2 separate regions of the Homo sapiens genome follow, and region 2 is linked to region 1. Evidence: read pairs that join two places in POLR2A ChIA-PET (ENCODE). Cell type or tissue: PC-3. All regions are shown on one strand. Each heading gives the region's core, and the rest is flanking DNA. Links, peaks and the distances in the headings are about the cores only.

Evidence for each region. ChIA-PET counts read pairs that join two places held together with the same protein. Peaks named below come from ENCODE experiments on the same cell type or tissue, not always from the same donor. Only the 100,000 strongest peaks of a DNase experiment are listed, where the experiment ranks them.
Region 2: POLR2A ChIA-PET joins it to region 1 with 16 read pairs; 2 of 35 experiments call an interaction of 5 or more read pairs at or near these places.

What each region holds. Positions count from the first base shown.
Region 1 is chr12:112,088,112-112,102,995 of GRCh38, forward strand. NAA25 (N-alpha-acetyltransferase 25, NatB auxiliary subunit) reads right to left here. Exons shown (of 24, transcript NM_024953.4): 2 at 4,940-5,025; 3 at 2,615-2,753. Among named protein-coding and RNA genes, the nearest start is that of NAA25, 13 kb to the right of the region's middle. RefSeq lists an enhancer at 14,521-14,884. In PC-3, for the core only: no CTCF peak of the experiment used is centred there; DNase peaks (open chromatin) are centred at 8,700 and 9,710; H3K27ac peaks cover 2,412 bases.
Region 2 is chr12:111,612,772-111,627,655 of GRCh38, forward strand. No RefSeq gene overlaps it. Among named protein-coding and RNA genes, the nearest start is that of ATXN2-AS, 21 kb to the left of the region's middle. In PC-3, for the core only: no CTCF peak of the experiment used is centred there; a DNase peak (open chromatin) is centred at 11,990; H3K27ac peaks cover 1,112 bases.

The DNA of each region.
Region 1 (14,884 bases), core at 4,471-12,470:
ATACATAACTCTATGCCTCTAAACTCTTCGCTCTGCCTGAATTCTCCTTTTCTCTCTTTTATCTTAGTGAACATCAGCCAAGACCCAATTCAAATGTAAGCTGAACTGTAAGACTTTCTCTGAACACCATCTCTGCTTCTCCACTGCAATTTGACCACTGCCTCCCTCTGCCATCTTGGAATCTTATATAAGTAAGTATATTGTAGTTTTTTTTTTTTTTTTTTTTTTTTTTGGAGATAGGTTCTCACTCTGTCGCCCAGGCTGGAGTGCAATGGCACAATCACGGCTCACTGCAGCCTCGACCTTTCAAGCTCAGGTAATTCTCCGACCTCAGCCTCCCAAGTAGCTGTTCTGCAGGCACATACCACCACAACTGGCTTATTTTTTATATAGACAGTGTTTCGCCATGTTGCCCAGGCTGTACTATAGCATTTATTAACACATAATGTAGTATACTGTCTAGTGATCTATTTCCCCTTATAGACAATGAGTGCCATGACAACAGAAAGTGCTTTTTTTTTTTTTTTGGAGACAGAGTTTTGCTCGTTACCCAGGCTGGATTGCAATGGTGCGATCTCGGCTCACTGAAACCTCTGCCTCCTGGGTTCGAGTGATTCTCCTGCCTCAGCCTCCCAAGTAACTGGGATTACAGGCATGCATCACCACACCCGGCTAATTTTGCATTTTTAGTAGAGATGGGGTTTCTCCATGTTGGTCAGGCTAGTCTCGAACTCCCGACCTCAGGTAATCCACCCACCTCAGCCTCCCAAAGTGCTGGGATTACAGGCGTGAGCCACTGCGCCCGGCTGAAAGTGCATTTTTTATCTTTGACTCTGATAGAATACCAGTCATAGAGAAACATGCCACCAATATTTGTGGAGTAAATGATTTTTTTTAAAACACTGGAGAAGAATCCATATCCCTAAATCAACACAATCTGTAAATACTCAGATATAATACCTCAACTCTTAGGTTTTATCTTTTGTAAAAATTAAAAACAAAATTGAAGCTGAGCACAGTGCCTCGTGCCTATAATCCCAGCACTTTGGGAGGCTGAGGCAGGCGGATTGCTTGAGCCTAAGAGTCCAAACTAGCCTGGACAACACAGCAAAATCCTGTCTCAAAAGAAATTGGCAAAAATGATTAAGGTTACAAATACCAAATGTTACAATCTGAGCTATTTGAATGAATGAAGAGAGAAAGAATACCAAGTGTTGACAAGCATGTAAGCAATCAGAACTCAAAAACTGCTATTCTATTTATAAAAGAAGTTGACATTATCTTGCTTTAAGCTAAACATACACTTACCCCATGACTTGAAAATTCTACTCCTAGATATTGTAATGTAACCCAGTGAAATATTTTGTGGTAGTGAAAATGGATTAACTATAGCCACTTGGCTATTAGATGAAAAATGCAAGTCATAGAATATACATAGTACAGATGCACTAACAAAAGTTTAAAATTAAGCAAAACTAATAATGTATTACTAAGAGAAATAAATGTAATAAACATTTAAAGGGAAGCAAGAGAATAAAAAATATTCAGGATAGCGAGTAACTCTTGGTAGGTAAAAGGAGAATTAAGATTGATTGAGGAGGCCAGGTGCACTTGGCTCACGGCTGTAATCCCAGCTCTTTGGGAGGCCAAGGCAAGTGGATCACTTGAGGTAAGGAGTTTGAGACCAGCCCGGCCAACATGGTGAAACCCGTCTCTACTAAAAATACAAAAATTAGCTGGGGATGGTGGTGCATGCCTGTAATCCCAGCTACCTGGGAAGCCGAGGCAGGAGAGGATGCATGAACTCAGAAGGTGGAAGTTTCGATTCTCCTGCCTCAGCTTCCCAAGTAGCTGGGATTACAGGCGTGCACCACCACACCCAGTTAATTTTTGTATTTTTAGTAGAGACAAGGTTTCCCTATGTTGGCCGGGCTGTCTCTAACTCCTGACCTCAAATGATCTGCCAGCCTCGGCCATCCAAAGTGCTGGGATTACAAGTTTTAGCCACTACGCCTGGCAACGCTCCATTTCTTAAATTAGGTGGTAGGTTCATGAGTTTTCATTATTACACATCAAATGTACTTATATGTTACATAAACAAGATTATTGTATAATATGTACTATGAAAAATATGTATGATTTCACAATAAAATATTTAAGAAATTAACAATAAAAACCTTTATTTCAGAAGAAACAATGGACTACTTAGGATATGCTCTGAAGTAATCTGCCAGGGGAAAGGGTAAAAACAAAATAAAATGGGCCATGTGTTAATTGCTGAAGGTGGATAATGAGAACAATGGGGTTTATTATTCTATTCTATTTTTGTCTGCTTGAAATTTTCCATATTAAAAAGTGAAAATAAGGGTGAAGCCTCCATTTAGCAGATCAAAATATCACAAATGAAGTCACTTTAATTCTCATTCCAATTCAAGGATCCTAATGCATGTAAACTATCCTTTCTATCTACAGTTCTCGCAAACCCTGGCTAATGCGTTATTCTACCTACTGTATCCATTCAAATCATGAGTGAGAAATCAGACAAGGGCAAACAGTCAGAAATATCCAAAATTTTCAGCTCAAGTTTAAAAACAATGAAAAGAAAGAAACATACGTCGGTGCATCTCCCGGTAAAGGATAGTCAGTGCCTGCAGTGAGTTGTCATCTGTGGGTTCAAGGGCTGCCACCTCCTGTGCAAGAGTAAAGGCTTCCTCTTGCTTTCCAGTTCTCTGTAAACCAATTGCCTTTAAAACCTGATAGCAACAAAAGAAAAATCAGTTTTTAAAAAGACAGAAAAGGAAATATGAACCAAAGAAAGCCGATCTGAAAGAACAAGTATTAAGTTATGCCTAGGTTGCTGATATACTAGTTTCAGGCTGGGTGCGGCGGCTCACATCTGTAATCCCGGCACTTTGGGAGGCCAAGACAGGCACATCACTTGAGCCCAGGAGTTCAAGACCAGCCTGGGCAACGTGGTGAGACTCCATCTCTACAAAAAATAATAAAAAATTAGCTGGGTATGGTGGTGTGCACCCAGCTACTTGACAGGTTGAGATGGGAGGACTCCTCGAGCCCGGGAGGTTGATCACGTCACAGCACTCCAGCGTGGGTGACAGAAGGAGATCCTGTCTCGAAAAAAAAAAAAAAAGTGAACAATAGGACTGGCATGGTGCACTCATGCGTATAACACTTTGGGAGACTAAGGCAGGAGGATCACTTGAGCCCAGAACTTTGAGACCAGCCTAGGCAACACAGTGAGACCTCATCTCTAGAAAAAATTTGAAGGAAAAAAATAGGCCAGGTGCAATGGCTCACGAATGTAACCCCAGCACTTTGGAAGGCCGAGGCGGGAGGATTGCTTGAGCCCACAAATTCAAGACTAGCCTAGGTAGGCAACGTGGTGAGATCCCATTTTTACAAAAAGTTTAAATATTAGCCAGGTGTGGTGGTGCACATCTGTGGTCCCAGCTACTCGAGAGGCTGAGGTAGGAGGATCGCTTGAGTCCGGGGGGTCAAAGCTGCAGTGAGCTGTGATCATGCCTAGGCAACTGCAGTCCAGCCTAGGCAACAGGGTGAGAGAGACCTTATCTCCAAAAAAAAAAAAAGCCAGGCATGGTGGTACACCCTGTAGTCCCAGCTATGCAGGAGGCTGAGATGAGAGGATCATTTGAGCCTAGAAGGCCAAGGCTGTAGTGAGTCATGATTGTGCTATTGCACTCCAGGCTGGGTGATAGAGACCTTGTCTCAAAAAAAGAAGTGCACAATATTGCTTAAAAGGATTCTGTGAAAATAAATTAGGTAAGTAATATGCAAAGAAATAAACAGCTAGCTTTTACTGAAATATCACAGCCAGGCACAGTGGCTCACGCCTATAATCCCAGCACTTTGGGAGGCCAAGGCAGGCGGATCAGGAGGTCAGGAGATTGAGACCATCCTGGCTAACACGGTGAAACCCCGTCTCTACTAAAAATACAAAAAAATTAGCCGGGCGTGGTAGGACGCGCCTGTAGTCCCAGCTACTCAGGAGGCTGAGGCAGGAGAATTGCTTGAACCCAGGAGGCAGAGGTTGCAGTGAGCCAATATCGTGCCACTGCACTCTAGCCTGGGCAACACAGCAAGACTCCATCTCAAAAAAGAAAAAAAAAACGAAAAAAGAAATACCACTTGTGGCATGTAAGTGACTATGGAAATAACTGACCTATAAAGTACCGAGAAAAAAACACAAATAGTCAGTTGGGCGCAGTAGCTCATGCCTGTAACCCCAGCACTCTGGGAGGCTGAGGCAGGAGGATCACCTGAGGTCGGGAGTTTGAGACCAGCCCGACCAACATGGGGAAACCCCATCTCTACTAAAAAATATACAAAATTAGCTGGGTGTGGTGGCGCATGCCTGTAATCTCAACTACGCAGGAGGCTAAAGCAGGAGAATCACTTGAATCTGGGAGGCAGAGGTTGCAGTACCTGAGATCAAGCCACTGCACTCCAGCCTGGGCAACAAGAGTGAAACTCCATCTCAAAAACAAAAGACACTAATAGTCACTAAAGAGATTTAACATCCTTTCTCCCCCCCCTTTTTTTTTTTTTGAGACGGAGTCTCACTCTGTCACCTGGGCTAGAGTGCAATGGTGCGATCTCCGCTCACTGCAACCTCCACCTCCTGGGTTCAAGTGATTCTGCTGCCTCAGCCTACTGAGTAGCTGGGATTACAGGCGCACGCCACCATGCCAGGCTAATTTTTGTATTTTTAGTAGAGACAGGGTTTCACCATGTTGGTCAGGCTGGTCTCAAACTCCTGACATCGTGATCCGCTTGCCTCGGCCTCCCAAAGTACTGGGATTACAGGCTTGAGCCACCATGCCCGGCCCTCCTTTCTCTTTAAGGTAAGGAATTACAAATATAACCCGCCACAGGTAAGTAACTGAAGGGCAAATGAAGTTACCTTAGCACAATGAAGATCCTTATGTTTCTTCAACAGTTTATCTGCTTGCTGAATTGCCATTTTATTATTACCATTGTCAAGATAATCTATGAAAAAACAAATTATGTGACAGTTATTATATTCCTTCAATAACAAATATAAAAAATGCACCAACTGGTATGAGATATTTTGGAAAATATCTTAATTTGCTATATAAAACATCATGGAGGCCGGGCGTGGTGGCTTACACCTGTAATCCCAGCACTCTGGGAGCCCGAGGCAGATGGATCACTTGAGGCCAGGAGTTCGAGACCAGCCTGGGCAACATGGATAAACCCCAACTCTACTAAAACTACAAAAATTAGCCAGGCAGTGGTGATGCACACCTGTAGCCCCAGGTACTCGGGAGGCTGAGGCACGAGAATCGCTTGAACCTGGGAGGCAGAGGTTGCAGTGACCTGAGATCATGCCACTGCACTCCAGCCTGGGCAAAACAGTGACACCCTGCCTCAGAAAAAAGTAATAACACAAAATAATAATAATAAAACAAAATAATAAAAACATCATGGGCACAGTCCAGTGGCTCACACCTGTAATCCCAGTACTTTGGGAGGCCAAGGTGGGTGAATCACTTGAGCCCAGGAATTCGAGACCAGCTCTGACAACTTAGTGAGACCCTGTCTCTAGAAGAAATATAAAAATTAGCCAGGCATGTTGCCATGCACCTGTAATCCCAGCTACTCAGGAGGCTGAGGTGGGGTGATCATTTGAGCCTGGGAAGTTGAGGCTACAGTGTGAGCCACGGTCGTGCCACTGCACTCCAGTTTGGGCAACTGAGTGAGACCCTGATTCAAAAAAACTTTTTTTTTTAATTTAAAAATTTTTTTCAACAAATAAAAACATTATGGATCTAATTTTAACTATAAATGGCTAGGACGGTCAAGAATACAAACTTATCCCAGCACTTTGGGAGGCTGAGGTGGGTGGATCACGAAGTCAGGAGATCGAGACCATCCTGGCTAACATGGTGGAAAACCTGTCTCTACTAAAAAATACAAAAAATTAGCCAGGCGTGGTGGTGGGCTCCTGCAGTCCCAGCTACTGGGGAGGCTGAGACAGGAGAATGGCGTGAACCCAGGAGGCGGAGCTTACAGTGAGCCAAGATGGCGCCACTGCACTCCAGCCTAGGCGACAGAGGGAGACTCTGTCTCAAAAAAAAAAAAAAAAAAAAAAGAATACAAACTTACGTCCCTATAGTCATCTCTCATCTACAAGTAATATAATCACACTATGTAGTCCTTAGTGAAGATTCAAGACTATACATATTTAGATGAGATGACATTAATATTTTTATCCATGGATAAGTAATGAGTTTAGTCACCAAAATCTTAAAATCTTTTAAAAATTAAAATAAAAACCAAAAAAGAAACCTTTCTAGTATTCAGGCCTCAAATCTACCAAGTGGACTATGTTCCTTCAATGAAATATATTTAATGAGTACTGACTTTGCCACAGAGTTAAGTCTAATTTGCTGAAGAAAAAAATAAGAGAAAGTTTTACCCATAAGATTGGGAGGTAGGGAATGAATTTCAATAATAGCAGGAGTAGGCAAGGATGTAGGGAAAATAGTACTTTTTTGTGTGTGTGTGAGACAGGGTCTTGCTCAGTCGCCCAAGTTGGAGTGCAATGGCACAATCTTGACTCACTGCAACCTCTGCCTCCTGAGTTCAAGCAATTCTCCTGCCTCAGCCTCCCGAGTAGCTGGGATTACAGGTGTGCACCACCATGCCCAGCTAAATTTGGTATTTTTACTAGAGATGAGGTTTCACTATGTTGGCCAGGCTAGTCTCGAACTCCTGACCTCAAGTGATCTGCCCGCCTCAGCCTCCCAAAGTGAAGGGAGTACATGTGTGAAAGGAGTGTGCCACCATGCCCAGCTGATACATTTCAAGTTTTAAGGAATATGGAGACCCACCATAAAATTGTGTTAGGCTGAGTGTGGTGGCTCATGCCTGCAATCCCAGCACTTAGGAAGGCTGAAGCGGGAGGATAACTTGAGGCCAGAAGTACAAGACCAGCCCAGGCAACACAGCAAGACACCATCTCTAGAAAAAATTTAAAAATTTGGCCAGGCGCGGTGGTTCACACCTGTAATCCCAGCACTTTGGGAGGCCGAGGCGGGCGGATCACGAGGTCAGGAGATTGAGACCATCCTGGCTAACACGGTGAAACCCCATCTCTACTAAAAATACAAAAAATTAGCCGGGCATGGTGGCGGGTGCCTGTAGTCCCAGCTACTCGTGAGGCTGAGGCAGGAGAATGGCGTGAACCCAGGAGGTGGGGCTTGCAGTGAGCTGAGATCGCGCCACTGCACTCCAGCCTGAGTGACAGAGTGAGACTCCGTCTAAAAAAAAAAAGAATTAAAAAAATTTGTCAGGTACGGTGGCGCATGCCTATAGTCCCAGCTACTTGGGAGGTCTGCTTGAGCTTGGGAGGTAGAGGCTGCAGTGAGCTATGATTGCACTACTGCACTCCAGCCTGGGTGGCAGAGCAAGACCTTGTCTCAAAAAAAAAACAAAAACAAACAAACAAAAAAAAAAAAACAAGAAATGAACTATCAAGCACAAAAGACAGAGAGAAAGAAAAAAAAAGACATGGAGGAAGCCTTATATTCATATTGCTAAGGGAAAAAAACCCAATCTGAAAAGGCTATATACTATATAACTCCTACATGGCATTCTGGAAAAGGTGAAAAACTATACAGATAGTAAAATCATCAGTGGTTGACAGAGGATGGAGGTTGGGATGGATAGGTGGAGCACAGGGGATTTTTAGGGCACTGAAACATTCTATATAATACTGTAATGGTGGATATAGGTCTTCATACATTTGTCAAACCCAGAGAATACACAACACAAAGAATGAAGCCTAAACTATTTACGGATTTTAATTAACAATTATGTATCATGTTGGCTCAGCAATGGTAACAAACGTATATGAATCCAAGTTGTTAATAATAAGGGAAACCATGGGGATGGGGAGAGGGAGTATTTGGGAACTCTGTACTTTCTACTCATTTTTCTGTAAACCATAAAGCAGTTTTATGCTCTAAAAACAGTCTATTAATTCTTTTAAAAAGTCTAACAAAAGCAAAGATTCATTTCTAGAGAAGAAAAATGAGAAGTGTTATAAATGGGAAAACAGTACAGTAGCTGTCAATTCTAAATATACAATGATGACTGAACACAGGCCAGTTCACAATCCTCTACCACTACCAGGTTCCTCTTTGCTCATCAAAGTTCCCTATCAGCAAAGGCACAGACAACTTAAAATAATCTATGACCCTGGTGGCTCAGAGTGTCCCACAGAACAGAAATAAACTTTCATTTTACTATACTAAATTTTTCTGCAATTAACACTTAACTAAAACTTAGTCTCATGAATGCATGAGTTCAATGCACTTAATGCACTTAATATTGATGAGCACCAATAATGCTAGGTAAAAAGATAAGAAGCCTTACTCTGTAGGAAATCACAATTTAGAGAGGAAGGCCAAAGACCTAATATTCTGGAGAGGCATTGGAGAATCACAGATATCTAAAAGCACATAATCTTGGCCTAAATACCTAAACATCTAATACCAGTTTTCTTAAATCCTTAGCTGAACTGACAGGCCATCATTTGTCCTTATAAACTATCTGACAAAGATAAACCAGCTCAATAAACGACACCCTCTCTTCCTCATAACTTGATGCTGATCTCATTCTGAGTCAGTTCTAAGTCATTGCTGACTCAGTGGTCCTGCAAGGTTCCAGGTTCATAGAACCTATCTTGAAGCCTTCTCAAAGGGTAAACATCTTTGATGAGACCCATCTCTGAAGGTCTGCCCATAAATGGATCAGACCAGAGGTTAGGACTATAAGGGTATTTTTCCCTTCCCCTCTGTAGTTGACGAGGTTCTGATATAATGTACCTACTTGCCCATGCCCTCTTGTCTGGAAATGGTTTCCAGTGCCCCTGCTGAAGGGGTAGGACTAGATGACCATGTCTAGACCATGTAACTGCAGCCCACCCCAGGTTGGACATTTGATCCAAGCTGGGTAAATCAGGTTTCTTCCTGGTACTCTCTAACTATAAAACTGAAAGCCAGAGTCAGTAAGTTACAAGGAACCTCAGGTGGAAAATCTTAAAAATTTTAAGTCTGAGTTTACCAGTGGCAGCTCCAGAATTTCTATTTTGAAGGCACTTTCGGGGATGCAAGTTGATTGATGTGCAGCAAAGAAAAAGAGTTGTCTCGGCCAGGCGTGGTGGCTCACGGCTGTAATCCCAGCACTTTGGGAAGCTGAGGCGGGTGGATCATGAGGTCAGGAGATCGAGACCATCCTGGCTAACACGGTGAAAGCCCATCTCTACTAAAAATACAAAAAATTAGCCGGGCGTGGTGGCGGGCGCCTGTAGTCCCAGCTACTCGGGAGGCTGAGGTAGGAGAATGGCGTGAACCCTGGAGGCGGAGGTTTCAGTAAGCCAAGATTGCGCCACTGCACTCCAGCCTGGGAGACAGAGCGAGACTCCGTCTCAAAAAAAAAAAAAAAAAAAGAGTTGTCTCTTGACTCTTTATTCACACAGCATTTATATAAAAATGAAAAATGTCAATTACCTTTATTGGAAAATCTAGAGAAATTAAGCTTACGGGTGAGGCTAATGAACCCTCCCTTCTCCAGCCACAGCTTGGTGTGGCTACAAAAGTCAACATGTTGGGTTCTGGGTAAGTTGATGAGTAAGCAGGAAAAAACATTATGAAGAACCGAGCAGACCCGGCGGCTCATGCCTGTAATTCCAGCACTTTGGGAGGCAGAGGCAGACAGATCCCTTGAGGTCAGGAGTTCAAGACCAGCCTGGCCAACACGGTGAAACCCCGTCTCTACCAAAAAAAGTACAAAAATTAGCTGGGCTTGGTGGCGCACGCCTGTAATCCCAGCTACTTGGGAGGCTGAGGCCTAAGAATCACTTGAACCCGGGAGGCGGAGGTTGCAATGAGCTGAGATTGTGCCACTGCACTCCAGCCTGGCAACAGAGCAAGACTCCATCTCAAAAAAAAAAAAAAAAAAAAAACCAAGCAGAGAAATGAATAGACACAGAGAAAAGCAGAGATGAGCAACTGAAAAAGAAGCTTCAGGTCCTGACAACTTTCTCATTTCCATCAGGTCCTGGGGCACTACACTCTTGCCTTGGCTCCCACAAGGATTTACAGTAACCGTCTTTACTTGCGCTGGTATCAAAGAGATTGTTTCTTCACCTGAAAGAGTTTAAAACACTTTACCACATTCAGCCAGGTATCAGGCTCCCATTTCCTGGACCTAGGAGAGTGTGATTAATTAGCTGCTAAGTCTCTTGGGAAAGTTTATTTTCATTTTACATTACTAAATCTGTAATATAAGTTAAGTAGTCCTTGGAGAAAACAAGCCAATAAAAACGATATCCTAAATCTGTCTTCTTAGTAAGTCTTTTTAAAAAGCTACTCAAGGGGAATTGTAGTTTGGCCATGAGGAATGGTGCTGTTCCCTTAATAACAGGAGTCAGCCAAAATCAGCCATCCACAGATCAGGCAATGGAAACAATAAGATGTATTGGTTAAAGCAGTATTTTCCAAAGCACGGGTGAGTGCCATTCCAAATGAAATGTTTTTAGTCCTTGCAGACAGCCCTAGATAATACTCACAGTGAAAAAGTCAATCTCTTTCTTTCTTTTTTTTGAGACTCGCTCTGTTGCCCAGGCTAGAGTGCAGTTGCGCGATCCCAGCTCACTGCAACCTCCGCCTCCAAGGTTCAACTGGGATTGTGCTAAGATTACAGGCGTGAGCCACCACGCCTGGCCCTAATCTCTTTTCTAATACTTCCTTTACATTAAGGAGAAAGTGTCAGTTTGGTGCTAGCCTACTATTTCTCTAAAAATTGCTAGTATCTTTTTTTTTTTTTGGAGACAGAGTCTCACTCTGTCGCCAGGCTGGAGTGCAGTGGCATGATCTCGATTCACTGCAACCTCCACCTCCTAGATTAAAGCAATTCTCCTGCCTCAGCCTCCTGAGTAGCTGGGACTACAGGTGCGCACCACCACACCCAGCTAATTTTTTTTGTACTTTTAGTAGAGACGGGGTTTCACCATGTTGGCCAGGATGGTCTCAATCTCTTGACCTCGTGATCCGTCTGCCTCGGTCTCCCAAAGTGCTGGGATTATAGGCATGAGCTGTCGCACTCGGCCTTTTTTTTTTTCCAGAAGGAAGGAATAGGTCCTGAAGTTTCACAAGTATCAGAATCTGGTTAATAACATTGTTTAGTTTTCATTGTACTTTACTTTTACAGTTTTATTTTCCTACAGCAAGTGATACAAGTTTTCCACTCATAGCAATAATATAATTATAAAATAAATTTAATTTTAAAAGTCACCTTGGAGAAAAATATTAACTGATAGCACAGATAATACTATAATGCAGCTAAAATAATGAGATTAGGTAAAAGAACGATAGAAATTTGGGAAGAACTGGGATAAATCATTGGCAAGACACTATCAAAATTTGTTGAATGAACGCACAAGCTGCACTCCTGAGGTAACACTTCCCAAAGAAGCTACTAGTCCTTGGAGATGCAGGCAGCAGCAGGCCTGGACACATGCAGGCCTGCTGTCCACATGCCCTGGAGAAGAGGTCCTGGGATTTGTTCATCCAATCTTACTGAGGGATGGATACTGACAGTAGGAAAAGTATCAATTTTGCAAATAAAAAGGAAAGTTTTTCATCTGCATGTTCTTGCAGCTGCCATGAATGGTCTCCTTAGCAGCTGAAATAGTATGCTCAGTTTCCACTTCCTACAAGAATTTCAGAGACTATTAAAGATATTGCCACAACTTATAAAAACGCTAAATAGAAGAGAGCTCCATCTTTAAACACAATATCCTTTACTTAAAAATTCTAAAAGTTGGAGAATAGGAGCCTTGCTTTTACCATGAATACAAATTACAGAAGACACATTCCTTCACTCAGCAAGCCTTTGTTAAATACCTACCATGTGCAAGATTGCAAGGGACAAGGATGAACCTAAAAATGAATAATGCCTCCTAACTGACCGACCCATTCTACATTTGCCTCCTATTTATTTATGACAGAGTCTTGCTCTGTCACCAGGCTGGAGTGCAGTGGCACGATCTCGGCTCACTGCAACCTCTGCCTCCCAGGTTCAAGTGATTCTCCTGCCTCAGCCTCCTGAGCAGCTGGGACTACAGGCTCGTACCACCAGGCCTGGCTAATTTTTTTGTATTTTAGTAGAGACAGGGTTTCACCATGTTGGCCAGGATGGTCTCGATCTCCTGACCTCGTGATCCTCCTGCCTCAGCCTCCCAAAGTGCTGGGATTACAGGCGTGAGCCACCACACCTGGCCTTGCTTCCCTTTTAGTTTAAAGGTTTATTTCCCACACAGTATTCAGAGCTATCTTTTTTACATGCACACCTTATCACTCTACTCCTCTGGTTAAATCCTTTTAATGTCATCCACTGTCCTTTTCTTTCTTTTCACAGGTATTGATTCCATTGTCTTTTTTTTTTTTTTTTTTTTTTTGAGATGGAGTCTTGCTCTGTTGCCCAGGCTGGAGTGCAGTGGCTCGATCTTGGCTCGCTGCATGCTCCGCCTCCCGGGCTCACGCCATTCTCCTACCTCAGCCTCCGGAGTAGCTGGGACTACAGGCGCCCGCCATCACGCCCGGAGAATTTTTTGTATTTTTAGTGGAGACGGGGTTTCACCGTGTTACCAGGATAGTCTCGATCTCCTGACCTCGTCATCCACCTGCCTTGGCCTCCCAAAGTGCTGGGATTACAGGCGTGAGCCACCACACCCGGCCTGATTCCACTGTCTTTAAAACAAATTTCAATATCCTTAAAATGGATTACAAAGCTGAGTCGCTGCCCACCCCAGCCTCATCTCACTTCCTCACTCATTTCTTCATTCCAACTGCACAAGCCTTTGCTTACATCCTCAAGTGGACCAAGCTCCTTTTCTCAGGGTCTTCACCACCCTCTCCCCATCTCTTTGCCTAACCCTGGTTCTCTTTTCATGTCCAAAGTAAAACATCATTTCCACAGGAAACCTTTTCTTGACCTGACCCCAACAGTCCAAATGCCCCTATTGTATGCTCTCATGGCAAACTGTCCTATTCCTTCAAATCCCTTAACATAACTGTAATGGTGATGTGTACTGTCATTTCAAGGAGATAAGCTCCTTGAAAGCAGAAACTATGTCTGTGCTGTTTAGTACTCATTTCCTGCATCTATATTGTGCCTAACACATATCAGGCCCTCAATAAATGTTGAATGAAGGAATGCATAAATGAACAAATTGTATGGGGGAAAAAAGGGCAGTCTGCTAGAAAAATGAAAGATATATATATAAGATAATACAGGCCGGGTGCGGTGGCTCATGCCTGTAATCCCAACAGTTTGGGAGGCCGAGGAAGGTGGATTGCTTGAGGTCAGGAGTTCAAGACCTGCCTGACCAACATGGTGAAATCCCATCTCTACTAACAATACAAAAATTAGCCAGGTGTGGTGGCAGGTGCTTGTAATCCCAGCTACTTGGGAGGCTGAGGCAGGAGAATCACTTGAATCCAGGAGGCGGAGGTTGCAGCGAGTGGAGATCACGCCATTGCACTCCAGCCCAGGTGACAGAGTGAGACTGCATCTTAAAAAATCTATCAAAAAAAAAAGATAATACAAAGTGATCACAACAGGAAGTTCAAAGAACCAGTGATTAGTGATGGCTACCAGCTATTAAATTTTTTCCAAATCTTTTCAACTTTTTTTTTTTTTTTTGAGACAGAGTCTAGCTTTGTCACCCAGGCTGCAGTACAGTGGTGCAATCCCGGCTCACTGCATCCTCCACCTCCTGGGTTCAAGCTATTCTCCTGCCTCAGCCTCCCGAGTAGCTAGGATTACAGGCGTGCATCACCATGCCCAGCTAATTTTTTTGTATTTTTAGTAGAGATGGGTTTTCACCACGTTGGCCAGGCTGGTCTGAAACTCCTGGACTCAAGTGATCCACCCAGGAGGCGGAGGTTGCAGCAAGCTGAGATCGCACCATTGCACTCCAGCCTGGGCGACAAGAGTGAAACTCCATCTCAAAAAAATAAAATAAAATAAAAATTTAAAAAACTAGCCAGGCATGGTGGCATGTGCCTGCAGTGCCAGCTACTCCAGAGGCTGAGGCGGGAGGATCACTTGAGCTCAGGAGGTCGAAGCTGCAGTGAGCCATGTTCACATCACTGCACTGCAGCCTGGACAACACAGCAAGACCTTGTCTCCAAAAACAGAAAAAAAAAAAGAAATGTACTAATCTCTTCATCTTGCCCTATGTTTCAACAACTACCCTCTAATCTATGTATTCATCTAAGAATATTTTTGTGCACTAAAACCTTCATTTTCAGTTTAAAAGTCTAGGTCAGGGTTTTTTGTTGTTGTTGTTTGTTTGAATTATTCAGCTAAGACAGCAGAATAGTTTTTTGTTTATTTGTTTTGACATAGAATCTTGCTCTGTTGCCCAGGCTGGAGTACAGTGGCACAATCTCAGCTCACTGCAGCTTGAAGTTCCTGGGTTCAAGCATGCACCATCACACTAGCTGCCCCCCCGCCCCCCGCAATGGAGTCTCGCACTGGAGCCCAGGCTGGAGTGCAATAGCGCGATCTCGGCTCACTGCAACCTCCGCCTCCTGGGTTCACGCGATTCTCTTGCCTCAGCCTTCTGAATAGCTGGGATTACAGATGCACACTACCACACCCGGCTAATTTTTCGTATATTTTTAGTAGAGACGGAGTTTCACTATGTCGGTGAGACTCGTCTCAAACTCTTGACCTCATGATCCGCCGGCCTCGGCTTCCCAAAGTGTTAGGATTACAGGCGTGAGCCACTGCACTCAGCCCTATTTTT
Region 2 (14,884 bases), core at 4,467-12,466, 480 kb before region 1:
CTGACCTCGTGATCCGCCCGCCTCAGCCTCCCAAAGTGCTGGGATTACAAGTGTGAGCCACCACGCCCAGCAGGAAATTTAATCCTGCATGCTTTTCTGCCACATTTGGATTTTTTTCTGCTGAAATGTCATATTGGCCAAATATAGGAGCAGCAGAAGCAGGCAGAGCCCTCTGCTCCTGTTGTCACCTACATGGAGTCAATCTGAGCATAGTGGGTACTTAATAATTTGATCTGAGACTAATTCTCAATTTTTGCAAGTTTGCTTAATTGGGCCTGCAATGGCACATGCTTCCTATGCACCTGCTAATGGCTACCAGCCATGGGCCAGGACGATGGGGCCAACATCCAACGCTACCCACAATGACCCAAGCAATTCCAGGCAGTTAGGGGACCTTCTTTACCTAAGTGTTGCCATCGTATGTGATTTCAGTGGAGAAGTTTCCTTTTTTTTTTTTTTTTTTTTTTGAGACAGGGATTAGCTCTGTCATCCAGGCTTGAGTGCAATGGTGTGATCTCAGCTGACTGTAACCCTCTCCTCCCAGTGATCCGCCCACCTCAGCCTCCCAAGCAGATACATGCGCACAGGGACAGGGATCACAGTTGCACACCACCATGCCTTGCTAATTTTTGTATTTTTTTGTAGAGACGTGGTCTCACCCTGTTGTCCAGGCTGGTCTCAAACTCCTGGGTCAAAGTGATCTATCTGCCTCGGCCTCCCAAAGTGCTGGGATTACAGGTGTGAGCCACTGTGCCTGGCCCAGAATTTTCATTCTCCCACTGGATGAAGCCATTTTTTTTTTTTTTTTTTTTTGAGACGGAGTCTCGCTCTGTTGCCCAGGGTGGAGTGCAGTGGCGCGATCTCGGCTCACTGCAAGCTCCGCCTACCGGGCTCACGCCATTCTCCTGCCTCAGCCTCTGGAGTAGCTGGGACTACAGGCGCCCACCACCACGTCCGGAGAGTTGTTTTTTTTTTTTGTATTTTTAGTGGAGATGGGGTTTCACCGTGTTAGCCAGGATGGTCTCGATCTCCTGACCTTGTGATCCACCCGCCTCGGCCTCCCAAAGTGCTGGGCTTACAGGCATGAGCCACCGCTCCCGGCCGAAGCCAATTTTTATTGCAGTTAGTTAATAGCTTGTGATGTCGCCTTGCAGGCATTGGGAAAAGCATCATTCTAAGTTCATCAGAAGACACTGGAACCAAGAAACCACAGGAGCCTTCAGGGGATCTACTCTTGGTCACTAGCCTTCTGCAGGCTTGAAAGAGGTTAGAACTGAGGCTCTCTGTGAGTTGGTCTCACTCTTCTTTGATCAGGGTTCTTGTTTCTTTCCATGTACATGTGACTAATCTCTATCCTCAGAGGGTCAACACAGGACAAATCTTGATGCAGCAATAAGCAATTTATAGTCTCCTGGTGTCCTGAAAATGACTCAAGAAATCCCGTTACTATGATTTCTAATGATCTTGACATGCGAATTTATTTTTCAGTTATGTAACCCTTTTTAAAAACTTCCTGAATATTTGTGTATTCGTTAGCTTCTGCTGTGTAACAAACCACTCACCCCCAACATAGTGGCTGAAAACAACAGATGTTATTTCTTTCTTAAGATTCTGAGAGTTGGCTGGGCACGGTAGCTCACGCCTGTAATCCCAGCACTTTGGGAGGCCGAGGCAGGCAGATCACCTGAGGTCAGGAGTTCAAGACCAACCTGACCAACATGGAGAAACCCCATCTCTACTAAAAATACAAAAACATTCATTCTGTCACCCAGGCTTAAGTGCAGTGACAAATCCCATCTCTACTAAAAATACAAAAAAGCCAGGCATGGTGGTGAACACCTGTAATCTCAGCTACTCAGGAGGCTGAGGTGGGAGAATCGCTTGAACCTGGGAGGTGGAGGTTGTGGTGAGCCGAGATCGCACCATTGCACTCCAGCTTGGGCAACAAGAGCAAATCTCCATCTCAAAAAAATAAAAATTTTCTGAGAGTTGGCTGGACACTTCTCTTCTGAGCTAGTTCAACTGGGGTTGGATGGTCTAGGATGTTCTCACTGACATGTCTGGCAACTGGCTGTTGGTCACCTGTGGATGATAGGGGCAGCATAGCCACAGGTCTGTAGTCATCTAGCAGGCTAGCCTGGACATATTCACATGGCCGTACATACTAGGTTCCCAAGAACAGCAAGAGAAGGCAGGCCCCACTGCACAGGCACTTTTTTTTTTTGGAGACGGAGTTTCGCTCTTGTCACCCAGACTGGAGTACAATGATGCGACCTCGGCTCACTGCAACCTCCGCCTCCCAGGTTCAAGCAATTCTTCTGCCTCAGCCTCTTCAGTAGCTGGGATTACAGGAATCTGCCACCATGCCCAGCTAATTTTTGTATTTTTAGTAGGGACAGGGTTTCGGCATGTTAGCCAGGCTGGTCTCGAACTCCTGACCTCAGGTGATCCTCTCACCTCAGCCTCCGAAAGTGCTGGTATTATAGGTATAAGCGATTGCACCCAGCCTTTTTTCTGAAACAGGATCTTGCTCTGGCACCCAGGCTAGAGTACAATGGCATGATCACAGTCACTGCAGCCTTCACCCCCGGGCTCAAGCAATCCTCCCACCTCAGCCTCCCCAGTAGCTGAGACCACAGGCACGCACTACCAGGCCTGGCTAATTTTTGTATTTGTTGTAGAGCCAGGGTCTCCCTGTGTTACCCAGGCTGGTCTTGAACTCTGCACAGGCACTTTTCAGGTCTTTTCTTGTGTCACATTTTCTAATGTCACATTAGCCAAAGCAAGACATGTGGCCAAACACAAAATTTGAGGGGTAGGGAAATATACAGCCAAATAACTTTGCAAAGGATGGGCATGTAGGGAGGAACCAATTGGTGGCTTTTTTGTGTAATCATCACAATTGGAGGCGAGATATTTGAATATCAATACAAAAACTTTTATTCTTTCTTTATTTACTTTTTGAGACGGAGTCTCGCTCTGTCGCCCAGGCTGGAGTGCAGTGTCGTGATCTTGGCTCACTGCAAGCTCCGCCTCCCGGGTTCATGCCATTCTCCTGCCTCAGCCTCCCAAGTAGCTGAGACTACAGGCGCCCGCCACCACGCCCAGCTAATTTTTTTGTATTTTTAGTAGAGATGGGGTTTCACCGTGTTAGCCAGGATGGTCTGGATCTCCTGACCTCATGATCCGCCCACCTCGCCTCCCAAAGGCTGGGATTACAGGCGTAAGCCACCACGCCTGGCCGAAAACTTGTTCTTTTAACAAGATGCCTTCCGGAATGCAGAACAAAGCTGAGAAGCCTTCTTTTAACAACCTGATGATTTCCAAACTCTAGATTCTTGGTCATCTCACCCTGGACTATTAGAACCATCCTGATGAAAATAGCACCAGGTATAGTTTCTGCACAGCTGCTTGTCCAGAAATGTGTGACCTTGGGAAGGTCATCCTCATTGTTCTTCATCGAAAACAAGGGGTTATACTAGATCTTCTCAAATTGCAAGGAACCTTTCAGAGGTCATGTTTCAGGAAAATGAAAGAACAGGCCATATGTGGAATGGCCCAATCGCTGCCTGTAGAGATAAGACAGCCAGAGAGGCTGAAATTTTCAGCTTTCATCCAGATTTTGGCATGGGCTGTGAGTCTATGATTTTTCAACTTTTCCTTCTCGTAGGCTTGTTTAAACCCTTTGATCTCATTTTATTGTGCAATATTATTACACCACTTTACAAATAGACCATTTATTCCAGGCTGACCGTAAAAGTCATTCCCGGCTGGGTGCAGTGGCTCAAGCCTGTAATCCCAATACTTTGGGAGTTCGAGGCAGGCAGATCACCTAAAGTCAGGAGTTCGACACCAGACTGACCAACATGTAGAAACCCCGCGTCTACTAAAAATAGGAAAATTAGGACCTGGCACAGTGGCTCACACCAGTAATCCCAGCACTTTCGGAGGCCAAGACGGGCGGATCACCTGAGGTCAGGAGTTCATCACCAGCCTGGCCAACATGGTGAAACCCCGTCTCTACTAAAAATACAAAAATTAGCCAGGAGTGGTGGCACATGCCTGTAATCACACCTACTCGGGAGCATGAGGCAGGAGATCTGCTGGAACCCAGGAGGCGGAGGTTGTAGTGAGCCGAGATCGTGCCACTGCACTCCAGCCTGGGAGACAGAGTGAGACTCCGTTAAAAAAAAAAAAAATAGGCCGGGCGTGGTGGCTCACGCCTGTAATCCCAGCACTTTGGGAGGCCGAGGCAGGCAGATCATGAGGTCAGGAGATTGAGACCATCTGGCTAACATTAGTGAAACCCCATCTCTACTAAAACTACAAAAAAATTAGCCGGCTGTGGTGGCGGGCACCTGTAGTCCCAGCTACTCGGGAGGCTGAGGCAAGAGAATGGCGGGAACCCTGGAGGCAGAGCTTGCAGTGAGCCGAGATCATGCCACTGCACTCCAGCCTGGGAGTGCAGACAGAGCGAGACTCCATCTCAAAAATAATAATAATAACAATAATAATAAAAGTACAAAAATTAGCCAGCGTGGTGGCAGGCGCCTGTAATCTGAGCTACTATGGAGGCTAAGGCAGGAGAATTGCTTGAACTCAGGAGGCCAAGATTGCAGTGAGTCAAGACGGCACCACCGCACTCCAGCCTGAGCAACAGAGCGAGACTCCATCACAAAAAAAAAAAAAAAAGTTATTTCTGTCCCCTATGGCTTGAAGGGCACTCATACTCATAGTTAGCAGAATCTTCAATAATACTAGAGCTTAAATGGGAGAGAGTCATACAGTAGATGCTTGAAAATGTTCAAATAAATGAAGGCCAGGAGGCTGGATGCAGTGACTCACACCTGTAATCCTAGCACTTTGGGAGGCCAAAGTGGGAGGATCTCTTGAGCCCAAGAGTTTGAGACCAGCCCTGGCAATATAGTGAGACCAAGTCTCTATAAAAAAAAAAAAAAAAATTTTTTTTTTTTTTGAGACAGAGGCTTGCTCTGTTGCTCAGGCTGGAGTGCAGTATCATGATCTCCGCTCCTGCAACCTCCGCCTCCCGGGCTCAAGCGATTATCTTGCCTCAGCCTCCTGAGTAGCTGGGATTACAGGCACCTGCCACCACGCCCAGCTAATTTTTGCATTTTTTTAGTAGAGTCAGGGTTTCACAATGTTGGCCAGGCTGGTCTTGAACTCCTGACCTCACGTGATCCTCCTGCCTCAGCCTCCGAAAGTGCTGGGATTACAGTCGTGAGCCACCGCACCTGGCCTCAAAAATTTTTTTAAATTAGCCGGGCATGGTGGCACGCATCTGTAGTCGCAGCTACTTCAGAGGTTGAAGTGGGAGGATTCCTTGAGCCTGGGAGGTTGAGGTTGCAGTGAGCCATGATCGCAGCACTGCACTCCAGCCTGAGCAACAGAGCAACACCCGGACTCAAAGAAAAAAAAAGACAAGAAAAGAAAGAAGAAAGGCAACTGAATAAAGAGAATCTACTTACAGTATTTCCCTAAGCATGCCCAATTGGACTTTTTTTTTTTTTTTTTGAGATGGAGTCTTACTTTGTCACCCAGGCTAGAGTGCAGTGGTGCAATCTTGGCTCACTGCAACCTCTGCCTCTGGGTTCAGGTGATTCTCCTGCCTCAGCCTCCCAAGTAGCTGGGACTATAGGCTCACGCCACCATGCCCGGCTAATTTTTGTATTTTTAGTAGACACAGGGTTTCACCATGTTGGTCAGGCTGGTCTCGAACTCCTGACTTCGTGATTCACCTGCCTCAGCCTCCTAAAGTGCTGGGATTACAGGCGTGAACCACTGTGTCTGGCCCAACTGGATTGCATCCTCCACCTCCCGAGTTCAAGCAGTTCTCTGCCTCAGCCTCCCGAGTAGCTGGGATTACAGGCGCCCACCACCACACCCAGCTATTTTTTTTTTTATTTTTATTTTTAGTAGAGACAGGGTTTCACCATCATGGCCAGGCTGATCTTGAACTCCCGATCTCGTGATCCACCTGCCTTGGCCTCCCAAAGTGCTGGGATTACAGGCGTGAGCCACCACGCCCAGCCTCCATAGACTATTTTTTAAACAATTTTACTCAGGTATAAGTCACACCCTATACAATTCACCCATTTAAAGTATATAGTTCAGTGAGTCTTTTAGTATATTCACACAGCTTTGCAACCATCACCATAGTATAATTTTAGAACATTTTTGCCGGTCATGGTAGCTCACACCTGTAATCTCAGTGCTTTGAGAGGCTAAGGTAGGAGGATTGCTTGAGGCCAGGAGTTCAAGATCAGCCTGGGCAATGTAGCGAGACCCTGTCTCCACAAAAAATAATCAGAAAAATTAGCCAGGCATTGGGGTGCATGCCTGTAGTCCCAGCTGCTAAGAAAGCTGAGGCAGGAGGATCACTTGAGGCCAGAAGTTGGAGGGTAGAGTGAGTTAGGATGGTGCCACTGCACGGCAGCCTGGGTGACAGAACAAAACTCTTTTTTTTTTTTTTTTGAGATGGAGTTTCGCTTTTGTTGCCCAAGCTGGAGTGCAATGGTGTGATCTTGGATCACTGCAACCTCTGCCTCCTGTGTTCAAGCAATTCTCCTGCCTCAGCCTCCCGAGTAGCTGGGATTACAGGCACGCACCACCATGTCCAGCTAATTTTTTGTATTTTTAGTAGAAACTGGGTTTCACCATGTTAGCCTAGCTGGTCTCGAACTTCTGACCTCAGGTGATCAGCCCCACCTGGCCTCCCAAAGTGCTGTGATTACAGGCGTGAGCAACCGCACCAAGCCTTTTTATTTTTTTTTTTTTTGTGGGTACCTAGAAGGTGTATATATTTACGGGGTACATGAGATGTTTTGTTTTGCTTTGAGATGGAGTCTTGCTGTGTTGCCCAGGCTGGAGTGCAGTGGCGCAATCTTACCTCACTGCAACCTCCACCTCCTGGGTTCAAGCAATTCTCCTGCCTCAGCCTCCCGAGTAGCTGGGATTACAGGTGTGCACCACCACGTCCGGCTAATTTTTGTATTTTTAGTAGAGGCAGGGTTTCACCATGTTGGCCAGGCTAGTCTCAAACTCCTGACCTCAAATGATCCACCCACCTTGGCCTCCCAAAGTGCTGGGATTACAGGCGTGGGCCACCGAGCCTGGACACGTGAAATGTTTTGATACAGACATGTCATATGTAATAATAACATCATGGAGGCAAGGAGCTGTTTTGTTTTATTTTGTTTTGTTTGAGACAGGATCTCTCTCTGTCACCCAGGCTGGATTTCAGTGGTGCGATCTTGGCTCACTGCAGCCTCCACCTCCCAGATTCAAGGGATCCTTCTACCTCAGCCTTCCAAGTATCTGGGACTACAGCCAGGTGCCACCACTCCCAGTTAATTAATTAATTAATTAATTAATTTGAGACACAGTCTTGCACTGTCACCCAGGCTGTAGTTCAGTGGCGTGATCTTGGCTCACTGCAGACTCTGCCTCCCTTGTTCAAGTGATTTTGGTGCCTCAGCCTCCCGAGTAGCTGGGAGTGCAATGGCGTGATCTTGGATCACTGCAACCTCTGCCTCCTGTGTGCAAGCAATTCTCCTGCCTCACACAAGCATGTGCCACCACACCCAGCGAATTTTTTTTTTTTTTTTTTTTTTTGGTATTTTTAGTAGAGGCGGGGTTTTGCTATGTTGGCCAGGCTGGTCTCAAACTCCTGAGATCAAGTGATCCACCCGCCTGGGCCTCCCAAAGTGCTGGGATTACAAGCGTGAGCCACCATGCCCAGCCTTCCCATTGAGATTTTTTTTTTTTAATTTTAAATTTAAATTTTTTTTTTAGAGATGGGGACCTGCCATGTTTCCCAGGCTGGACTTGAACTTCTGGCCTCAAGCAATCCTCCATCTCAGCCTCCCAACGTGTCGGGATTACAGGCTTGAACCACCACACCCAGCCCCCACTAAGATTTCTAATGGACTCCCTGAATTTAGGACATAGTCAGAGCTCCAGTCTCCTCTTCCCAGTTTCCCCATCTCAGGACACTCTACCTCCAGTCTTCCAGTTGCTCAATAAAACAACAACCTAGACCTAGACTTGTCCTTGGCTCCTCTTTTTCTCATTCCCTCTCTTCAATGCATCAGCAAATATGATTCGCTTGGCATTCTGCAATTTCTCCCACTTCTGTCACTAACACCCTTGTCCAACCACCATCATCCTCCCCACTGAGGGTTGCTGGAGCCTTCTAACATGTTTCCCTGTTTCCAGTCTTAGCCCCATCAAGTCCATTTTCCAAACAGCAGTCAGAGCAATCCTTTTAAAGTGCCAGTCATAGGACGTGCCTCCACTGCTAAGAACCTCTGAATGCCTCCCATGTCAGAGTAAATGCCACCTGTCTTTTTTTTTTTTTTTTTTTTTTTTTTTTAGATAGAGTCTTACTCCGTTGCCCAGGCTAGAGTGCAATGGCATGATCTTGGCTCTACTAACCCCTCCTGGATTCAAGTGATTCTCTTGCCTCAGCCTCCCGAGTAGCTGGGATTACAGGCGTGTGCCACCACACCTGGCTAATTTTTATATTTTTAGTAGAGACGGGGATTTACCATATTGGCCAGGCTGGTCTTGAACTCCTGACCTCCGGTGATGCGCTCGCCTCAGCTCCCAAAATGCTGGGATTATACCTGTGAGCCACCACACCCGGCCAATGCCACCTGTCTTTTTTTTTTTTTTTTTTGAGACTGAGTCTTGCTTTGTGGCCCAGGCTGGAGTGCGGTGGTGCAATCTCAGCTCACTGCAACCTCCCCATCCCAGGTTCAAGCGATTCTCCTGCCTCAACCTCCTGAGTAGCTGAGACTACAGGCGTGTGCCACCACACCTGGCTAATTTGTTGTATTTTTAGTAGAGATGGGGTTTCACCGTATTAGCTCAGGATGGTCTTGAACTCCTGAGCCCAAGTGATCTGCCCGCCTCAGCCTCCCAAGGTGCTGGGATTACAGGCGTAAGCCACCATGCCCGGCCAATGCCACCTGTCTTAACGTGACTTAGAAGGTCCTAGATATCCAATCCTTCACTACTTTCTCAGCTTTCACCTCCTTCCACTCTGCAACTTGTGCAGAGTAGGCCCTTTGCACTTGCCACTCCCTCTGCCCAGAATGCCCTTTCCCCAGGTATTCACATGGCTCAGTCCTTCATTCAGGTCCTTGGCCTTATTTTATTTTATTGTTGAGACAGGGTCTCCCTCTGTCGCCAGGCTGGAGTGCAGTGGTGCGATCTCGACTCACTGCAACCTCCACCTCCCGGGTTCAAACAACTCTTGTGCTTCAGCCTCCCGAGTAGCAGGGACTACAGGCGCATGCCACCATGCCCAGCTATTTTTTTTTTTTTCAGACAGAGTCTCACTCTGTCGCACAGGCTGGAGTGCAGTGGCACGATCTCGGCTCACTGCAAGCTCCGTCTCCCAGGTTCACGCCATTCTCCTGCCTCAGCCTCCCAGCCTCCTGGGACTACAGGCGCCCACCATCATGCCCGGCTAATTTTTGTATTTTTAGTAGAGATGGGGTTTCACTGTGTTAGCCAGGATGGTTTCGATCTCCTGACCTCATGATCTGCCCACCTTGGCCTCCCAGACTGCTGGGATTACAGGCGTGAGCCACTGCGCCTGGCCACCCAGCTAATTTTTGTATTTTTAACACATACGGGTTTTCACCATGTTCGCCAGGCTAGTCTTGAACTCCTGACCTCAAGTGATCCACCCTGCTTTGGCCTCCCAAAGTGCTGGGATTACAGGCATGAGTCACCTTGGCCTTATTTTATTGTATTTTTTTGAGATGGAGTCTTGCTCTGTCACCCAGGCTGGAGTGCAGTGGCGTGATCTCGGCTCACTGCAACCTCCACCTCTTGGGTTCAAGTGATTCTCGTGCCTCAGCCTTCTCAGTAGCTGTGACTACAGTCACCCGCCACCACGCCCAGCTAATTTTTTATATTTTTAGTAGAGACAGGGTTTCACCATGTTGGCCAGGATTGTCTTGAACTCCTGACTTCAAGTGATCTGCCCGCCTCGGCCTCCCAAAGTGCTGACATTACAGGTGTGATCCACCGCGCCCAGGCTCTTTTCTTTTCTTTTTTTTTTTTGAGAGAGGGTCTCCTGCTGTCATCCAGGCTGTACTGCAGTGGCACAATCATGGCTTTCTGCAGACTCAACCTCCCTGGGCTCAGGTGATCCTCCCACCTCAGCCTCCCAAGTATCCAGGACTATACCTGCACACCACCATGCCCGGCTAATTTTTTTGTTTTTTGTAGAGATGGGGTTTCACCATGTGGCCCAGGCTGGTCTCAAACTCCTGAGCTCAAGCGATCCAGCTGCCTTGGCCTCCCAAAGGGGTGGGATTACAGGAGTATTTTTTTGTTTTGAGATGGCGTCTCTGTCAGCCAGGCTGGAGTACAGTGGCAGAATCTTGGCTCCCTGCAGCCTCTGTTTCCCAGGGTCAAGTGATCCTCCCACCTCAGCCTCCAGAGTAGCTGGGACTACATGCGTACACCACAACGCCTGGCTAATTTTCTTTTCTTTCTTTTTTTTTTTTTTTTGGTAGAGATGGGGTTTTACCATGTTGCCCAGGCTAGTCTCAAACTCCTAAACTCAAGCAATCCTCCTGCCTTGGCCTTCCAAAGTGCTGGGGTTACAGGCATGAGCCCACCACACATCAGAATTCTCTCTCTGACATCTATCTAATCATACTGCCTTATGAGTCTCTCATTTCCCTGTCCCATATGGAATGAAGTTCAAATTTCGTAGTGCAGTCGGCACAGTCTTAATAACCTATTTTCTTTTTTTTTTTTTTTTTTGAGACGGAGTCTCGCTCTGTCACCTAGGCTGGAGTGCAGTGGCACGATCTCGGCTCACTGCAAACTCCGCCACCCGGGTTCATGCCATTCTCCTGCCTCAGCCTCCCGAGTAGCTGGGACTACAGGCGCCCGCCACCATGCCCGGCTAATTTTTGTATTTTTAGTAGAGACTGGGTTTCACCGTGTTAGCCAGGATCGTCTCGATCTCCTGACTTTGTGATCCTGCCTCAGCCTCCCAAAGTGCTGGGATTACAGCACCCGGCCTTAATAACCTATTTTCTTCCCATACCTACCCTGCTACCTGTTTAGTCTCCTATGCTGTTATAACACCTTGCCACAAACTTAGTGGATTAAAAGCACACAAATGTATTATCTTACAGTAATTGAGGCCAAAAGTCCAAACTGAGTATGTGTGGTTGTTTTTTTAGAGACGGGGTCTTGCTCTGTCACCCAGGCTGGAGTACAGTGGCATGATTATAGCTTACTGCAGCCTCAAACTCCTGCACTCAAGCGCTCCTACCCTCCTCAGCCTCCAGAGTAGCTGGGACTATAAGTGCGTGCCACCTCTAGCTAATTGTTTGAACATTTTTAGTAGAGATGAGATCTCGCTCTGTCGCCCAGGCTGGAGTGCAGTGGTGTGATCACGGCTCACTGCAGCCTTGATTTCCCAGGCTCACGTAATCTTCCCTCTTCAGCCTCCCCAGTAGCTGGGACAACAGGTGCGGGCTACTGCACCCAGCTAATTTTTGTGTTTTTTGTAGAGACAGGGTTTCGCTATGATGCCTAGGCTGGCCTTGAACTCCTGGACTCAAGCAATTTGCCCTCCTCGGCCTCTCAGAGTGCTGGGATTACAGGTATGAGCCACTGCACCCGGGTAATTTTTAAAAAATTTTTAGTAGAGACAAGGTCTTGCTGTGTCATCCAGGCTGATCTCGAACTCCTGGGCTCAAACCATCTTCCCACCTGGGATTTCACAGGTGTCAGTCACCCTGCCCGGCCCGAAATGAGTTTTAGGAAGTTAAATTCAAGGTGTTGGCCTGGCTGGTGTCTTCTCGGGGGTGCAGGGGAGAAGCTGATCCTTGCCTTCCCCAGCTTCTAGAGGCTGCCTGCAATCCTTGGCCCGCGATCCACATCACGTCACCTTTTCTCCCTCTACTTGCTTAGTCACACCACCTTCCACTGAACCTGTTCTCCCGCCTCCCTCTTAGGAGGAGGACATGTGATTGCATTTAGGGCCCATGTGGATAATGCAGGGTAACCTCCCCATCCTAAGATCATTCGTTTCATCACACCTGCAGAGTCTCTTCTGCTATATGAGGATTATTCACAGGCTCCAGGGTGAGGACATGGATATCTTTGGGGGGCCATTACTCTATCCAACTACATGACACCCACACTCTAGCCAGTGAGGAATTCCTTCGCACTCTTAGGATCCATCAGGCAGTTCCCTCTGTGCCTTTGCTTCTGCTGAGTGACTCTATGACTCTATCCTATGCCTTTCTACCCGCCAGTCTCTTTACTTCAAAGATTGGCTCCAGGGCACTTAACTTTTGTAGCTTTCCTTCACCCTCACAGCCAGGAAGAATTAAGTGCACCTGGCCGGGCACAGTGGCTCACGCCTGTAATCCCAGCACTTTGGGAGGCCGAGGCAGGCGAATCACCTGAGATCAGAAGTTCAAGACCAGCCTGGCCAACATGGCAAAACTCTGTCTCTAATAAAAATACAAAAATTAGCCAGTGTGGTGGCATGCACCTGTAATCCCAGCTACTCAGGAGGCTGAGGCAGGAGAATCACTTGAACCTGGGAGGTGGAGGTTGCAGTGAGCTGAGATCAAGCCACTGCACTCCAGCCTGGGCAACAGAGTGAGACTCAGTCTCAAAAAAAAAAAAAAAGAATGAAGTGCACCCTTTCTTGTGTTCCCACAGCATGGCATTTTATGATAGTGAATCATAGTAGCCAGTTTGCATGTCTGATCACTTGTTCAAATGTGAAGTCATTGGAAGGAGAGCACTATCATCCTATATCCTTGATCATCCTTTTTTGTTTTTTTAGTTGTTGTTGTTGTGTTGTTTTGAGACAGAGTCTCACTCTGTCGCCCAGGCTGGAGTACAATGGTGCCATCTTGGCTCACTGCAACCTCCACCTTCTGGGTTCAAGCGATTCTCCTGCCTCAGCCTCCCGAGTTGCTTTTTTTTTTTTTTTTTTTGAGACAAAGTCTCGCTTATGTCTCCCAGGCTGGAGTGCGATGGTGCGATCTCGGCTCACCTCTGCCTCCCGGGTTTGAGGGATTCTCCTGCCTCAGCCTCCCGAGTAGCTGGGATTACAGGCGCCTGCCACCACGCCCAGCTAATTTTTGTATTTTTAGTAGAGATGGGGTTTCACCATGTTGGCCAGGCTGGTCACGAACTCCTGACCTCAGGTGATCCACCTACCTCGGCCTCCCAAAGTGCCGGGATTACAGGCATGAGCCACCGCACCCGGCGGTTTTTTTTTTTTGTTTTTTTTTTGTTTTTTTTTTGTTTTTTTTTTGAGACAGAGTCTTGCTCTGTTGCCCAGGCTAGAGTGAGTGCAGTGGTGCGATCTCAGCTCACTGCAACCAGTGCCTCCCAGGTTCAAGCAATTCTCCTGCCTCAGCCTCCTGAGTAGCTGGGAGTACAGTTGCCCACCATCATGCCTGGCTAATTTTTTTGTATTTTTGGTAGAGATGGGGTTTCACCATGTTGGCCAGGCCGGTCTCAAACTCCTGACCTCAAATGAGCCACCGCGTCTGGCCTGATCATCCTTTTTGTTGTTGTTGTTGATTAAAGACGGGGTCTCACTCTGTTGCCCAGGCTGGACTGTAGCAGTGTGATCACAGTTCACTGTGGCCTCCAACTCCTGGACTCAAGCGATCCTCCCACCTCAGCCTCCCAAGTAACTGGGACTTCATTGTCCTTTTGGATGCATTTTGCAAGTGTGAAAGCACTGTCCAGTCCAGCTGATGTAATAGGTGCTAGCATTGTTGAGGTGAAAATGCCCAATTGCTGCCTTCAATTATGCAACGTCTTCTTGGTTTTACTCTGCCTGGCCTTTGTTTCTTCATCCATTCCTTCGTTTATTCCAGTAGCCCTTTGTTAAGGGGCTTCTCTGAGTGAGGCCTTGCATAAATGGAGGAAAGTTGTCCCCACTTTCAAAATGCACACCATCTAGCAGGGGGAGAATCATGAGCTCAGGGGCCATGAGGGAACAGGATGGGGGCCACTAACACTGCCTGCAGGAGAGCAGGGGTGGGAAGGCTCCAACACAGAGACACCAGCAGTGCTCACTGAGCTATGCTAAGCACTACCTCATTTAATCCTGTCTAGGCGGGGCAGATACTCTTATTATTGGCCTCATTTTATAGGCTGAAATCAGAAATGTTTAGAAATGTCAAGTAACTCTCCCTAGATCACAGAACCAGGCAGTAGCAGGGCTGGGATTTGAACCCAAGAAGGCCAACTCCAGGACCATGCAGATAACCTCTGCACCACACTGTTCTGCCTTGACAGCACACCTGGTCCCTGGAGGTAGTGACACCATGCTGCTCATCTGTGACCCCCCCACCCCAGGGTACCTTGTACTTACTAGGCCCTAGATGCATATTTAAGAAAATAGTTTATTTCCTGGCCAGGCGCGGTGGCTCACGCCTGTAATCCCAGCGCTTTGGGAGGCTGAGGCGGACAGATCACCTGAGATCAGGAGTTCAAGATCAGCCCGGCCAACATGGTGAAACCTCTTCTCTACTAAAAAATACAAAAATTAGCCGGTGTGGTGGTGCATACCTGTAGTCCCAGCTACTTGGGAGGCTGAGGTGGGAGAATCGTGTAAACCTGGGAGGTGGAGGTTGCAGTGAGCCAAGATCGTGCCACTGCACTCCAGCCTGGGTGACAGAGTGAGACTCCGTCTCACAAAAAAAAAAAAAAAAAAAATTATCCAGTCGTGGTGGCACACACCTGTAATCCCAGCCACTCAGGAGGCTGAGACATGAGAATCACCTCAACCTTGGAGGCAGAGGTTGCAGTGAGCCAAGATTGCCTCACTGTACTCCAGCCTGGGCAA